Linked DNA regions of Mus musculus: regions 1, 3 and 4 are each linked to region 2. The links are chromatin contacts, found by POLR2A ChIA-PET in ENCODE. All regions are on one chromosome and are shown on one strand. Each heading gives the region's core, a stretch centred on a gene start or an enhancer-like site at or near the end of the contact. The rest is flanking DNA. Distances are from core to core; before and after follow the strand shown.

The links. ChIA-PET counts read pairs that join two places held with the same protein, here RNA polymerase II (POLR2A).
Region 1: POLR2A ChIA-PET joins it to region 2 with 10 read pairs in embryonic stem cell. The contact joins the promoter of Zbtb7a here to the promoter of Cactin in region 2. POLR2A ChIA-PET finds 5 or more read pairs at or near these places in 2 of 5 experiments (Patski and embryonic stem cell).
Region 3: POLR2A ChIA-PET joins it to region 2 with 13 read pairs in embryonic stem cell. The contact joins the enhancer-like site here to the promoter of Cactin in region 2. POLR2A ChIA-PET finds 5 or more read pairs at or near these places in 3 of 5 experiments (Patski and embryonic stem cell).
Region 4: POLR2A ChIA-PET joins it to region 2 with 18 read pairs in embryonic stem cell. The contact joins the promoter of Eef2 here to the promoter of Cactin in region 2. POLR2A ChIA-PET finds 5 or more read pairs at or near these places in 3 of 5 experiments (Patski and embryonic stem cell).

The regions. Positions count from the first base shown.
Region 1 is chr10:81,134,965-81,138,138 of GRCm38, forward strand. Zbtb7a (zinc finger and BTB domain containing 7a) reads left to right here and starts at 1,307. Exons shown (of 3, transcript NM_010731.3): 1 at 1,307-1,735.
Region 2 is chr10:81,319,176-81,322,543 of GRCm38, forward strand. It overlaps Cactin (cactin, spliceosome C complex subunit), which reads left to right and starts at 1,928. Exons shown (of 9, transcript NM_027381.2): 1 at 1,928-2,271; 2 at 3,263-3,368. The coding sequence starts at 2,036. It overlaps Pip5k1c (phosphatidylinositol-4-phosphate 5-kinase, type 1 gamma), which reads left to right. Exons shown (of 18, transcript NM_008844.3): 18 at 1-799.
Region 3 is chr10:81,462,945-81,466,326 of GRCm38, forward strand. It overlaps Celf5 (CUGBP, Elav-like family member 5), which reads right to left. Exons shown (of 12, transcript NM_001374703.1): 9 at 3,023-3,085; 10 at 1,396-1,476. Among named protein-coding and RNA genes, the nearest start is that of Celf5, 18 kb to the right of the region's middle. Within about 2 kb of position 1,732, at least 1 of the 3 ENCODE cell types and tissues checked has a DNase peak (open chromatin) inside an H3K27ac peak, as active enhancers do.
Region 4 is chr10:81,175,070-81,178,141 of GRCm38, forward strand. Eef2 (eukaryotic translation elongation factor 2) reads left to right here and starts at 1,562. Exons shown (of 14, transcript NM_007907.2): 1 at 1,562-1,660; 2 at 2,596-2,810; 3 at 2,984-3,072. The coding sequence starts at 1,658.

The DNA.
Region 1 (3,174 bases), core at 57-2,556, 180 kb before region 2:
CTAAAGCAAGGATGGCCAGTCTCCATACGAAGGGGAACTGAAGGGGAAACTGAGGCCAGGCGCTGGTTCTAACTCCCCGCTCCGCCCCCTCCCCAGAGCCAGATCCACAGTCAGGTCGTCTGGTGGCTGTGGCGTGCTGGAACCCGAACCCAGCAGGCCTGGTGAACCGGGATGTCGCCTGTCCCCTCCTCTGCCTTCCCCTCCCTCTCCAGACCTCTCCCACGACCAGAGAGGAAGTGGGAGAGAAAAGGACAAGGGGGTGAAAAAAAAAGAAAGAAAGAAAGAAAGAAAACAGAAAACGCAGGGTTGGATTCGCACTTTCCTACTTCCCACCTCTGTCCTGCGGAGCTGTGCGGCGCCCCTGCGAGGGTCCGGGTCCACGCCCCACACCAGCCGGGCCAGCCAGCCGGCTGCGGGGAAAATTACAAGGCCTGGAAAACAACCGTCCTTCCCCGCCCCTCGCCAACCCCTTCCCCGCGCTACGCCCCTGGCACAGCCGGGTGGAGGCGACTGTTTTATGTAATCGCGGGGCGGCAGGTTTGCTGGCTGGCTGCACCGGTGAGGGCGGGACCCCCGAGCTCAGCTGACATTTCGCGGCCCTGCAAGTCTTCCCCTGGGGGGTCCCTGGTATGGCTTTGGTAATTTAAGGCGCAGATGGGGGCGGGGGTGGACGGAGACCCGACACTCTAAAGCAACCTAGCTGTACTTGCAAACTCTGGGTTCCTCGCAGTTTGAGTAAACTGAGGTTTATGTGGGGGTTAGGGGACCTGGAGCTCAAATGCAGACTCTGATCTTTTTTCTTCCTTTCCTGGGTTCTTTGCACTACTTGGGTAAACTGAGGCCAAGGATGACAGGAGCGCCGATGCAACCTCGCCGACCTTGCAACAGACCTTTTCTTCTCCTTTCGATTCCTTGCATTATTTGGGGAAACTGAGGCTCAGAGAAGGGAGATGCGGTACCATGGCAGCGCCCTGGTGGCCTTGGAGAGAGGTGTGAGGCAAGGGACCGTCACTTCCTCGCCTTCATCTCAGCTCCTTGGGCCAGAGGGCCCCTTACGCCCCGGCACCCAGTCCTCCGGGTGCGCACCGCACTCCCGCCCCCATTGCCAACCCGGTCCCGCCCCGCCCCGGGCTTCGGGGGCACAGCCCGCGCCCCCTGAACCCCGCCCTGCGCGCACAGGCCGGGGCTGTTTATCTGCGGCCCCCACCCCCTGAACCCGAGGGGCCCCTCTTGCCCGCCCCCAGCACCCTGGGGTGCTCCGGGCCGTAGATAAGCCAGCAGGCTGGCACGGCGCCGCGCACGGGGCGGAGAGGTCACGGGCTTGCCAGGGGAGGGGCCGATGGGTCGGGGCTGCGCCCCCCGCCCGCCCGGCACCCCCAAATCCCTAATCGCAGCCCGATCTGCTCTCGCGGCGCAGCCCCGCGGGACGTGGCAAGAGCCGACCTGCAGAGCCTGTTCTGGCCGCGGTGGCCGGGGGGGCGGGCTGGGCGTGGGGGTGCCGGCGCTGCGGCACCTTTAAGACGAGGGAGGACCCCTCTTGCCCTCGGACAAACCAGGAAGGGAGTCGCGAGCATCATACGGGGCTTTGCGTACTGTACGGCTACTGTAGGGGCAGTGACGCCGCCGCCCGCCCGAGCGAGGTCCGCGCCGCGGGCTGCCCCGATCGCGCGTCCTCCGGGCTCGGGTCCCCGCGAGGTAAGCTGCCCGGGCTGAAGGGGACTCCTCTCCCGGAGAGGTGGGTTTTGTTTTTCTTTTTTTTTTCCTTTCTTTCCTTTTTAATTTCCTTGCAGGGTGGGGACGCGGCCGGGGGCGCAGTGCGCACCCCGAGAGCCCGTACGGAGCGGAACGGACTGGATGGGGGATCTGGGGCGCCTCCGTAGCTCAGGGGTTCTGGAGACCAAGATTGCCCGGCCAGAGCCGAAGAGGAGTCGGGAGGCGGGGGGGCTCCGCCCGGGTCCCTCCGGGGCGAAGGGCACAAGCCCGCTCCCGATCCCTCCTCCCTACTCGGGCGGCACGGCCTCAGGGTTCCCGGCGCGCGGCCCGCGGGGGAGGGGAGCCGGGCCTCACCGAAGGCGAAGGTGGGGGCTGAGGGGTGCGTCGCGTGCTAAGTTTGCAATAGGGCCCGGGGCGCGCCGCTCCCCTTTCCGAGTGGTAGTGGGCAAGCGGGGGGCGGGGAAGGCCTATCCGGGATTGCGCGCAGACGTTGGAGTTGGCCAGGATGGAGCGCCTTGGCGGAGGGGGGGAGGGGGCTGACAAAACAGGGAGGGGGGCTTTGCAAAAAAAAAAAAAAAAAAAAAAAAAAAAAAAAAAAAAGGCCCGAGAGAGGCGGAGGGAAGGGGTGAGGGGTGGAGTGTCTGGGAGGCGGGCGCGTCGTCGCGGTTCTCCTGGGCTCTGTAGTTCTTTCGCTTATCTTCAGTGCTTGTTGTTTTGGAAGGTGGCCTTGGAGAATAAACTACAAATCCCAGAGTGCCTCGCGATAGCGGCGGGTCAGGGAGGGGCGTTGCGGAGGAGGGGCGGTGAGTGGCAGACCTGAGGGCCAATGGATACTAGAAATCGTCCGGCGCGGCGCTGCATGGGGGTGGAGCCTGCGTTTGGGCGGGGCCTGCGTGCAGGGGCGGGGTTTATGCAGAAGAGGCGGAGCTTCCGCGGCTCCCTCGCCCGGGGCCGGTGGCGGTCCCGGCTTCCGGCTGCCGCCCCTCCCCTCCTGTTGTGTAACCGTTCTTAGCCCCCCCCCTCCCGTTCGATATTTTAATTTTTCCCCCTTCCCTTTAGTTCCGGACGCTCAGGGAGGAGGAGAAAGGTTCCTCCGCAAGACTGGAGGTTCCCTCCCCAGGGGAGGGTGTGGTGTCGGGGGGCCTCGGGGCTTCAGGCGAGGCCGGGGATGCGCGGCCTGGCGCGGGCCGGGCCGGGCGCGGGGGAGGTGACGGGCGGACCCAGATCCGGGGTAATTTGCATCGCCCTCCCCCCAGCCCGGGTGGGGATTGGCCGGGCGGCGGCGGAGGGTGGCGCGGGGCCGGGCTCAGCGTCGCCCGCCGGGCCTCGGAGCCGCCAGCCCGCCGCAGCCATCGTCACGGTCGCCGGCGCCCGCGCGCCGCCCGCGAAGGAGGTAGGAGCCGCGCGGCCTCCGGGCTGCCGTCCTTTCCCTTCCTTCTTCCCTTCCTAATGGTGGCCATC
Region 2 (3,368 bases), core at 678-3,177:
TGAGACCAAAAGATAAAACTCCCAGGGCTGGCCCTACCACTCAGTGGGCAGAGCTCACCCAGCTGCGTAAGCCCTGAGTTCCATCCCAGCACCGCAGAAACCAGATGGGGTGGCACACAGCTGCCGTCCCTGACTTGGGAAGTAGAGGCAGAAAGCAGGCATGCAAGGTCATCCTTGGCTGTAACCAGTTGGAGGCCAGCCTGGGCTACATGAGACCCTCTCAAAAGAGAATCTGTAAATATCTTTGTGACTCCCCATCGTGTCCCCATCCTGTTCTCTCCAACGGCCACTATTGCCCCACCGTGGACGGTGTGTGAACTGTACTGTAAGGCCTGGGGGCTCCTCCAAGGCTGAAGAGGTGCCCTCTCCGGCCCACTTCTGTTCTCCTCAAGCCATCCCAGCAAGTCCCCTGTCCAGCCCCACATCAACCTCAGTGCAATATGCCCTCCCCGTGGGGTCCCTTGGCACGGTACTGTCTGCAGCCCCTTGTCTCTCACCCCTAGCTCCACTCTCCGGTGGTTAAAAATCGCATCGCACATCCTCCCCCCAATCCTGTTTTTATTGTTGAATCCATTCTGTAAACTACAAACCTCGTGTGTCTTACTCATCAGGACTTGGGATCCCTCGTCCTCAGCCTATGTGGTCTGGTGTTTGACAATCCAAGCACAGTGTCCTCTTGGCACCAACCAGAGGGGCCTGTCCCTCCAGCGCAGCCGGCAAATGTATGCAGTCCAGGTCCCCGCCCCACCTGTCACAGCCCCTCTTTTTGAGATCTGTAATAAATCTCTAATAAGAAACAGCTCCTCTCCGGTGACTTATGCGTGCGTGCGATGGGAGAGCAGGCGAAGGGTGGGCACCACGTGTTTTGTCTCCCCCGCTCTAAACCCTCCCTGGATCCCACATGATGAATCCCAATTCGCAGATGACTTCCTTTCTCCAAGCCTAAACTTCCCTATCCATAGATTAGCCACAAGTTGAGCGCAGTACGCAAGCTGGCGGGCGTAGTAGTACTCAGACTCGTCCTGGAGTCAGCCAGAGACTGTCTGTTCATGTCCTGTTGTTTTATTAGCTCGGAACCGGTTGCTACAAGGCTACCCTAGAAACCGAGGACTCCCGCGAGCGCTTGGGTCTCCGGGTTTCAATTTTTAGAAGTACACCGGGCCCTGCAGGTTTAAGTTCCGCCCACTCTAGCCACGCCCCTTTGACGTCCTTTTCCAAGCCCAGCAAGACCCCTAAGCGCAGTTTCTGGGTTCATTGGCCCCGCCCTCAGATCCAATGTGTCCATCTCGCCCCCAAGGTCCCGCCCACCGCCGCTCTACTTCCTCCCACTCCTCAGTCGGCCACTCTCGACTACATATCCTGCCCGTACCCATTCACAGTTCGTAGTTACAGATGTCAATCTTGCCTCAATCAGCCCCTCTTCCACCCTCTCAAATCCTGATATGCACTCCTCCGCCCATTGGTCTACGCCTGTCAATCTAGTTTACCAGACCCCGCCCACCCCGGCTCCCGTAACCGCCATTCTTGCGTTCCTTCTCAGGCCACGCCCAGCGCAGGTCCCCGGCCGGGTCTCCCGATCTACAGTTGTCGATCTCCGTAAGCCCCGCCTAACCCAGCCCTATTCTTTCCCCATAAGCTCCTCTACTAGGCTCCGCCCCTAGGGCACTGCCCATGCAAGTGCAGGCTCCGCCCACTAGGCGCCTCTTCCGCCCTGGAACAACCGCCTCGTAGCTCCGCCTCCCTAAGCACGCTACTCGCCGGTCACCTAGGGCGCGAGGGAGGGCCCACCTAGGTCAGTCTCCTTCACTGCATGAATGGAGCGTCAATCCGCTAGTTCTAACGGCGTCCCGTTAGGAATCTACTATGTGTTCCCAGCTTGAGAACTCCGGAGAAATCTCGGGTTATGTTGTCCCTGGAGTCCCGGTTAGAGGGAGTAAGTCATTCCCTGTGATCAGGCGCACTTTGGACAGTCCTTAGAGCGCCGCGCCAAAGGAAAGCCCCCGGCGCCAAGCTTCCTGGTTGTTTACGCGCGCGCATGCGCGGCGCGGGCCGCCAAATGGGTCGGGACTCTCGCTCGCGCTCACGGTCTGTGGGTCGCAGGGGTCGGAAGCAGCGGAGTCGAAGCCGGGGCCGGAGCCGCAGCCGGAGTCGGAGTCGGAGTCGGAGTCGGAGTCGGAGCCGGAGCCGGAGCCGGAGCCATGGGCGGAGCAGCCGAAGGCGACGGGAACACGAGCGGCGGCGCGAACGCAAGCGGCGCAGCCGAGGGCGCAGGTGAGCGTCCTGGGGGCTGCTCGGGCCTGGGAGCCGAGGGACAGGCGGGGCAGTATCCGAGATGCCGGGCTGCGCCGGGGCAAAGGAGACTTCCGGGGACCGCGGGCCATGAGCATAGGGGACCGAATGACTCCACTCGCCACCTCTGCATTCATAGACATTGTCTTGTCCCGGGCTGGCCTCCTGCGTCAGCCTCTGGAATGCTCGGGATTACAAGCCATTGCCTCACAGTTAAGGTTTTTTGCATTTCCTCATAGTTAATTCTGCTCAGTTGACAGCCCTTCTTCTCAACTGGCAGTACTTCTAACAAGTTGACCAAAGCCTAATCAGGACACCGTTCATACAGCACTGGAGATACAAGCCCGAACAGCCACATCTATCTTTTACTGTGGGTACTGGGGATTCGAACTCATGTCCTCAAAATACTACCTGGTGGTATTCCTCTTTCGTGGTTCCTGGGCTGTCAGAGAGTCCATCTATTGGGCCTCTCGTCTGTCATTTCTCATCCCTTCTACCTGTCATCTCAGCAGGACTTGACGGCACTGTACACACCAGTAACCCCAACACTTAGGAGACAGATAAGAACCAGCCTGGCTGTAGAGGGAGTTCCCACCTGATAGCATTGTAGATGTCATATTTAAAATAAAACAAGCACTCAGAAAGCAGAGACAGGAGGGTCTCTGAGTTCCAGGACAGCCAGGGCTACACAGAGAAGCCAGCCCTGTCTCGAAAAAAATCAAAAATTAAAAGAAAATAAAAACTACATAAAAAAGAACTACTCCCTCACTTTTAACCTTCATTTCTCTTGCTGTATTGTCTGTTATGGCCCTGGGACTTGTGTAGCTCTACTATGAAGGACAGCCTAGCTCATGTGGGGAGCAATGTGATTTACAGGCCGGTGAGGCTAGAATTCTAGGCAAGTACCTCAGCACCTAGGATGGTGCCCAGCAGCAGCCAGCATTGAACAGGTCTTGATGTGTCCTTCCCACAGGTCAGATTCGGAAGGAGAGCAGCGGCAGAAGTCTAGGAGGCGAAGCCAGAGCCTTCGACCACCCCGATGGCACTCACAGAACCAGTCCTCATGCTCTGACTCGGGT
Region 3 (3,382 bases), core at 482-2,981, 140 kb after region 2:
AGGGTTGGGCCCTGCAAGCCTTGATCAGTCCCAAGTGCCTTGTCCACCCAGCCATCAGCCACCAGCTCACCACAGACCAAACCCAGATAGCCTCTTTGTCCCGGCTGGAACCCCACAAGCCAGAGCCTCCCTGATGACTCCCAAAGCCGCACATGCTCTGCTGCCAGCCTCCTCCTGCAGGCTATGTACTGGAGTCAGGTGAATGGGGTGAATTGGTGGGAGCCCTGGGTGTGGCTCAGCAGTGGCTCATGGCCCTTGCGCTGGTCTAAGAAACACCTGACACTTAAAAGAAGCCTGGAGGCCGTTGGAGGCGCACACCTATCATCTCAGCATTTGGGAAGGCCAGGCAGGAGGGTTGCTGTGTTTATAAGCCCAGTGTAAGCTACATAGTGAGACCTCATAAATAAATAAATAAATGCCCAGAAAGAGAGGAAAGGTAAGAATTCATTGCCATGAGGGAGCCAGGCCTGTCGCTGCAAGGTACAGATGTTGTCTGTTTCTCTGTCTATATAGTTAATTTTAGGGGCGCGTGTGGAGGGCAGAGGACATGGGATTTATCTTGCTTGGTGGCAGGCACCTTTACCCATCTTCCTGTCCTGAATTTGAAGGGGGACCTAGAAGGGGCCTGCATGGCCAAGTGTCACTGATGTCATCTGTGGTTAGCTTTCAGATCTTGGCTGTCAAGAGACAAGCACATCCTGCTGGTGGCCTCGGGCACAAAGTGTCCAAGAGACACAGTGCAGCCTCGTGTGGGACAATCCAGGGGCACCAGCTAACCTCAAAGTCCAAGGGCTCGGCTGTGAACCCATCCCCTGCACCCTGGAGTGTGAGCCCCCATCACAGGTGAGGGCAGCTTTGCCACAAGGGTGGCCTGAGGCTCCCCCTTCCACCTCTCCCCAGGCCTTCCTGGTCCATAGGTAGGTAAAAGTAGGACTTCCCGGAAGGCCCACACACCAGGAACTTCTCAATGTCTCTGTCTACACAGGTGGGGCCAGAACACCTGAGCTCCAGATGGGAAAACTGAGGCAGGTCGTTAAGTACTCTCTGATCACCGTGCCCAGTCAGAAGAGGATGTGAGTGGCCTTGGGTCGCAGGATTCCGGACTCCTGCTTCCTCCCGCATGCCCTCCACAGCCTCACTTTACTGGGAAGGCCTCAGTTTACCCAAGATACCTCCTCGGACTCCGGACTCCTGCTTTCTCCCGCATGCCCTCCACAGGCTTGGCTTCACTGGGAAGGCCTCAGTTTACCCAAGAAGCCTTCTCGCACAAACGCGCACCAAAAAGGGGGTTTCCTCGCTTGTCCATTGGGGGGTGGGAACCTCAAGGGCCGCCGTTCCATGGAGGGGCGAGGTCAGCAGTGCAGTTGAGGGTGGGGCTGGCAGGGGTCGCCTCACCTTCGCGCTGCTGCTGCAGGAGGTGCGGAGGCTGCGGAACGCTGTGTGCCACGGGCGCGATGGCCGCGGTGGGATACATGGCTGCGGAGAGCAGAGGCCATACTGAGCCACAGGACCAGAGCAGAGGGCGAGGCCAGACCGAGGGGAGGCGGGGCTAGGACTGAGGGGCGGTGCCGGTGCCGGTGCTGAGGACCAGACCCGGGCCAAGGGGTGCGGCTAGGCTGTGGCATCACCGAGTGGTTGGACCGACCAGGGCAGAGGGCGAGGACAGAGCCATGGGGCGAGGCCTCGGCTGGGCTGCGACAGGATGGGGCGGGGCTGTGGCTGAGGGGCGGTGCCTAGGGGGTGGGGCCCGGCTGGGACTTGCGCTGAGTGGCAGGACCAGTACCAAGGGCGGGACCGAGGAGTGGGATAAGGGCTGAAGGATGGCGACAAGGGGCAGAACCCGGGCCTAGGGCCAGGTTTGGGTGGGTCGAGGGGCAGTGATGGAGCTGAAAGTGGGGTGGGACCAGGGCCAGAGAGGTAAGGCCAGGGCTGAGGGGATGAAGGCAGAAACGCAGGAGGGACTGGGTAGGGCCAGAGCTGGAAGCGGGGCACAGCCAGGACGGGGACTGAGACAGGCAAAGAGGGCCAGAGTTGAGGATGTATTGAGGGGCAAGGCTAAGACAGGTGCATCAGGGCAGGTGACTTGGTCAGATGACGGTAGAGTGGGTGGGGCCATAGCTTGAGGGGCAGGTCCGTGGCTAAGGGGTAGACCGGGACTGTTGCTCCACGTCTCTGCCTTCCTCCATGCCTTTGCCCTTCATTCTGGTTCCCCATAAGCTGTGGCCCTGGCCCTGCTCCTTGTGCCACGAGCCTACTCCTCAGGTCCTAACTCTACCCCTTATGCCCTAATCCTGCTCCTCAGCTGTCCCTACCCTTTTCTATTCCCACCACCACTCTGGCTGTACCTTGTCCCCAGACCCTGGTCTTGACCAGTTCCAACCGTGTCCCTTGCCCCGCCCAGTCCCCGACCCACCTCTCAACCCTAACCCCGCCCCACCATTCAGCCACTGCCCTACCTCTCTGGCCCTGGACACACCCTTGAGCCCTAGTCCCACCCTCCATTCCTCAGCCCTGCCTCACCCCACAGGGAGCAGGGCCATTGGAGGGTAGAACCACTTTTGGCCAAGAGGTGGGGCCAAAGTGGAGCATGGGGTTCTGAGTGGAGCTGGGGCATAGTGGAGGGAAGGGCTATGAATTGAGGGCTGGGATAGGGGCGTGGCCACAGCAGGAAGGGTGTAAGAGTGGAGCTCCACAGGGGTCTGAAGGGCAAGGTTGGAACCAGGTCTAATGAATCAACTTAGTTGAGCAGGGCTCTGCCTTTAGGGTGGGTATAAGGGCTCATGGGCAAGGCACTGAGTGGGTGCGTGCCTCAAGAGGTGGGGTTAGATTCACAAAGTTAGGTGGGGCAGAGCTACATAAGGTACACAGCCAGAGGCAGCCCTGGCTTTGGAGGGACCTGGGGATGAGACGTGGGGAGCCCCAGACTTAAGGGACTGTACATTCCTTAGGGGTCTTGTGGAGGATGGGACGTGTGCAGATGGATGAGACCTGAGGTGAGTGGTCAGGACAGGGCTGCCTCTACCTGTGTACTGCTGGACTCCGGAGAAGGCAGGATGGAGGGTCTCTGCCACAGTGGGGCTCTGAGCTGCAGGGCAGAGGAGGAACTGAGCGCTGACATCCACAAACACCCAGCTTCCCTTCTGTGTTAACCCCCACAGGCAAGCCAAGGAAACTGCATCTCTGATGTAGGTTAACTTGCCAGCGACACACACACCCATAGCAAACAACAGAAGTCAAGTGAAGCCGTGTGACCATCACCCCTCAGCCTCCTACCTTGTCCCCCTCAGCACCCAGGAAAACCCCCCACCTGAGGGTCATCTGCCATACCCCACTCCCTGCCCAGACTCCCTCATCCAGCCTGTGGGGACCCCTGAGTGTTTTA
Region 4 (3,072 bases), core at 312-2,811, 140 kb before region 2:
GGCGGGGGGTGGGGTGGGGTCGTCTGCACGAGTTGAACGCAGAAACAATGAGCATCTATTGTGTGCAGAAGGCTGCGCACCCAGGGTCAGGCGGGGACAGCCATGCTCACGGTCCTGCGATGCCTCCTGCTGGACACACGCGGCACTGTCAGCATCGAGGGCTCTCTTGAAAAACACACTTTCTCTTTGCTTTGTTCAGATAGTGGCTGGAGCCAAGGCTACGAGTTATGGGCTACTGAATGAAACCTTGTCTAAATGTGCAAAAATTTAGGAGACAAGTGACAAAATCCAAGAAAGGACAGGTTTGGCAATGTTTTGTTTTTGAAACAAGGTCTCCTGTAGCCCAGGATGTCATTAGAATTCACTGTGTAAGTTAAGGAAGGATGGCCTTGAATTCCTGATCTCCCTGCAGAGATCAGACCCTGCCTCCATCTGCCAAGTCCTGGAATGACAGCTGGCTGCCACCCGCCTAGCTCCACGTGCTGATCTATCTATCTTTTTTGTTGTTTTTTTGTTTTGTTTCGTTTTTTTTTTTTTTTTTTTTTTTTTTTTTTTTTTTTTTGAGACAGGGTTTCTCTGTGTAGCCCTGGCTGTCCTGGAACTCACTCTGTAGACCAGCCTGGCCTCGAACTCAGAAATTGGCCTGCCTCTGTCTCTGCTGGGATTAAAGGCATGCACCACCAACGCCCCGCCTTTTTGTTTGTTTTTAAGATAGGGTTTCTTGATTTAGCCTTGTCTGTCATGGAACTCACTCTGTAGACCAGGTTAGCCTTGAACAAAGATCTCCTGTCTTTGCCTTCTAAATGCTGGGATTAAAGGCGTGCACCACTACTGTCTGCCTTTTGTTTTGGTTTTATCATAATTGTTGCATTTTTGCCCGCAGGAGGATCAGGAATTCAAGGACAACCTCTACAGCCAACCCAGTTGAGGGCCAGCCTGTTCTATCGAGATCCTGTCTCCGGACAAAAAAAGTTTCATGAGAGCGTGGTGTGTTGGCACAGTCTTTTAGTCCGAGCACTGACGCAGTAGATTAAGGCAGATCTTCATGATTTGGTGCGGTCCTGGGCTGCATCCAAAGACCTTGTTTCCAAAACAAACAAACGAAAAAGTGTAATAAAAATACAAGCAAGGTTTTGCAGAAATAAATCTGTGGCCTCAAGGGTCCCTTTCTCCAGCTTTTCCCAGAGGTGTCAAATTACATAACAGTCTCAAACCCAGGAAATTGAACTTTGGCACAACCCACTGACCGGTCCGAATTTCAAAGTCTTTTTCCTATTGACCTACAAGGTTTTCAAGAATCATGTTGTAAGCAACTGTGTTCTGAGGAATCTATGTTTAAAAACCCATCCGTGGATCTTGGCCCAGGGTCCAGAGACTGAGCTAGCCACGCCCCGGCCGCGCCGCAGCCACTCCCACGGCAGTTCAAGTGTTAAGTCCCAAAGACCGCGCTCTGTGCATGCGCAGACCCGTCCACAGCTGGCTCCTAGCCAACCCGGCCGGACGAGCACCCGGCGCCGTCACGTGACGCACCCAACCGGCGTCGACCTATAAAAGGCCGGGCGTTGACGTCAGCGGTCTCTTCCGCCGCAGCCGCCGCCATCGTCGGCGCGCTTCCCTGTTCACCTCTGACTCTGAGAATCCGTCGCCATCCGCCACCATGGTGAGTCTCCTCGGCTCCGCTAGACTCGGGGACCGAGACGAATCTCTGGGGCAGCGGGACGTGGCTGTAGCGGGACGCTGAGAGGGACGGGAGGAAGAGACATGGCTGCCCTGGCCCGGGCGGCAGGACGTGGTCGGGCCGCGGCGCCATATCTGCGCGTCCCTGAGGGCCTTGGGAGTGTCAACTGCCGAGGTCGGGGTGTTTTCTTGAAGTCCTTCAACTCCCCGCGGCCGCCGGGGTGACTGCGGGAGGGGTTGTGCTTGGTGATGTGGCAGCGGGCAAAGCGCCGTCCCCGCGCCCCTGGTGACGGGCGGAGGGTGTCCTCGGGAGGTGACAGCCTGTAGGGCTGGCTTCCTTGGACACCTCCAGTGGGCTGAACGCCTTCCGGGCCCTTTCCGGTAGCCCCCGTCTCTGTTTTCTATCTGAGTTCACACGTGAGCACCGGTCCCCATAATCTAAGAAAGTGGCTCACTGGGCCTAGTGGCGCATTGTGGCCTTTGATCCGGGCTTTGACCTTGGCGCACAGCACCCAGTGGTTTGGGGAAGAGGTGTGTGTAGCAGAGGAGGTTTTTTCGTGCTTTGGTCCCAATCAATCCGGCATCTTTGCAGTGCCGAGGTGGCCGTGCACCTTGGCTTTGAATTCTTGTGCTGAGGTTATGTGACTTGAGCCTCAAGATAGGGTCTTCTAGCACAGGCTTGCTCTTAAGTGTCGCAGTTGTCGGTTTCGGCGTTTGTTTAGAGCTGTGGACACATCTGTGAACTTTTGATGCTTATTTCAGAGGTCCTGGGTTGTACGTTTGAGTCACACTGTGAGCTCAGCTCCAATCTTGGGCCGACATCTGGTTCCTGCCCCTGCTGTGGGGTGCTATTGACCCACCGATGCCTGCCAAGTTGGGTTCCCAGAATCAGCCTGGCTGCCCATCCCCCCACCACAGGTGAACTTCACAGTAGATCAGATCCGTGCCATCATGGACAAGAAAGCCAACATCCGGAACATGTCAGTCATCGCCCATGTGGACCACGGCAAGTCCACGCTGACCGACTCCCTTGTGTGCAAGGCTGGCATCATTGCCTCTGCCCGAGCTGGGGAGACGCGCTTCACTGACACTCGCAAGGATGAGCAGGAGCGCTGCATCACAATCAAATCCACGTGAGTGAGGGGACAGCCCCGAGGGGTTGTGCTCTGGGTGTCACTCGGGTGTGTTTGCTGCCAGTGGACAAATAGTGGCGTGTTTAGGGTCCTCTCTGTGACATGCTTGTGTGTGCTGCCTAGCCTGCCTTGGTCAGATGCTGAATGGACTGTTGACCTCTTCCTCTCCGTAGCGCCATCTCCCTCTTCTACGAGCTCTCTGAGAACGACCTGAACTTCATTAAGCAGAGCAAGGATGGCTCGGGCTTCCTCATCAACCTCA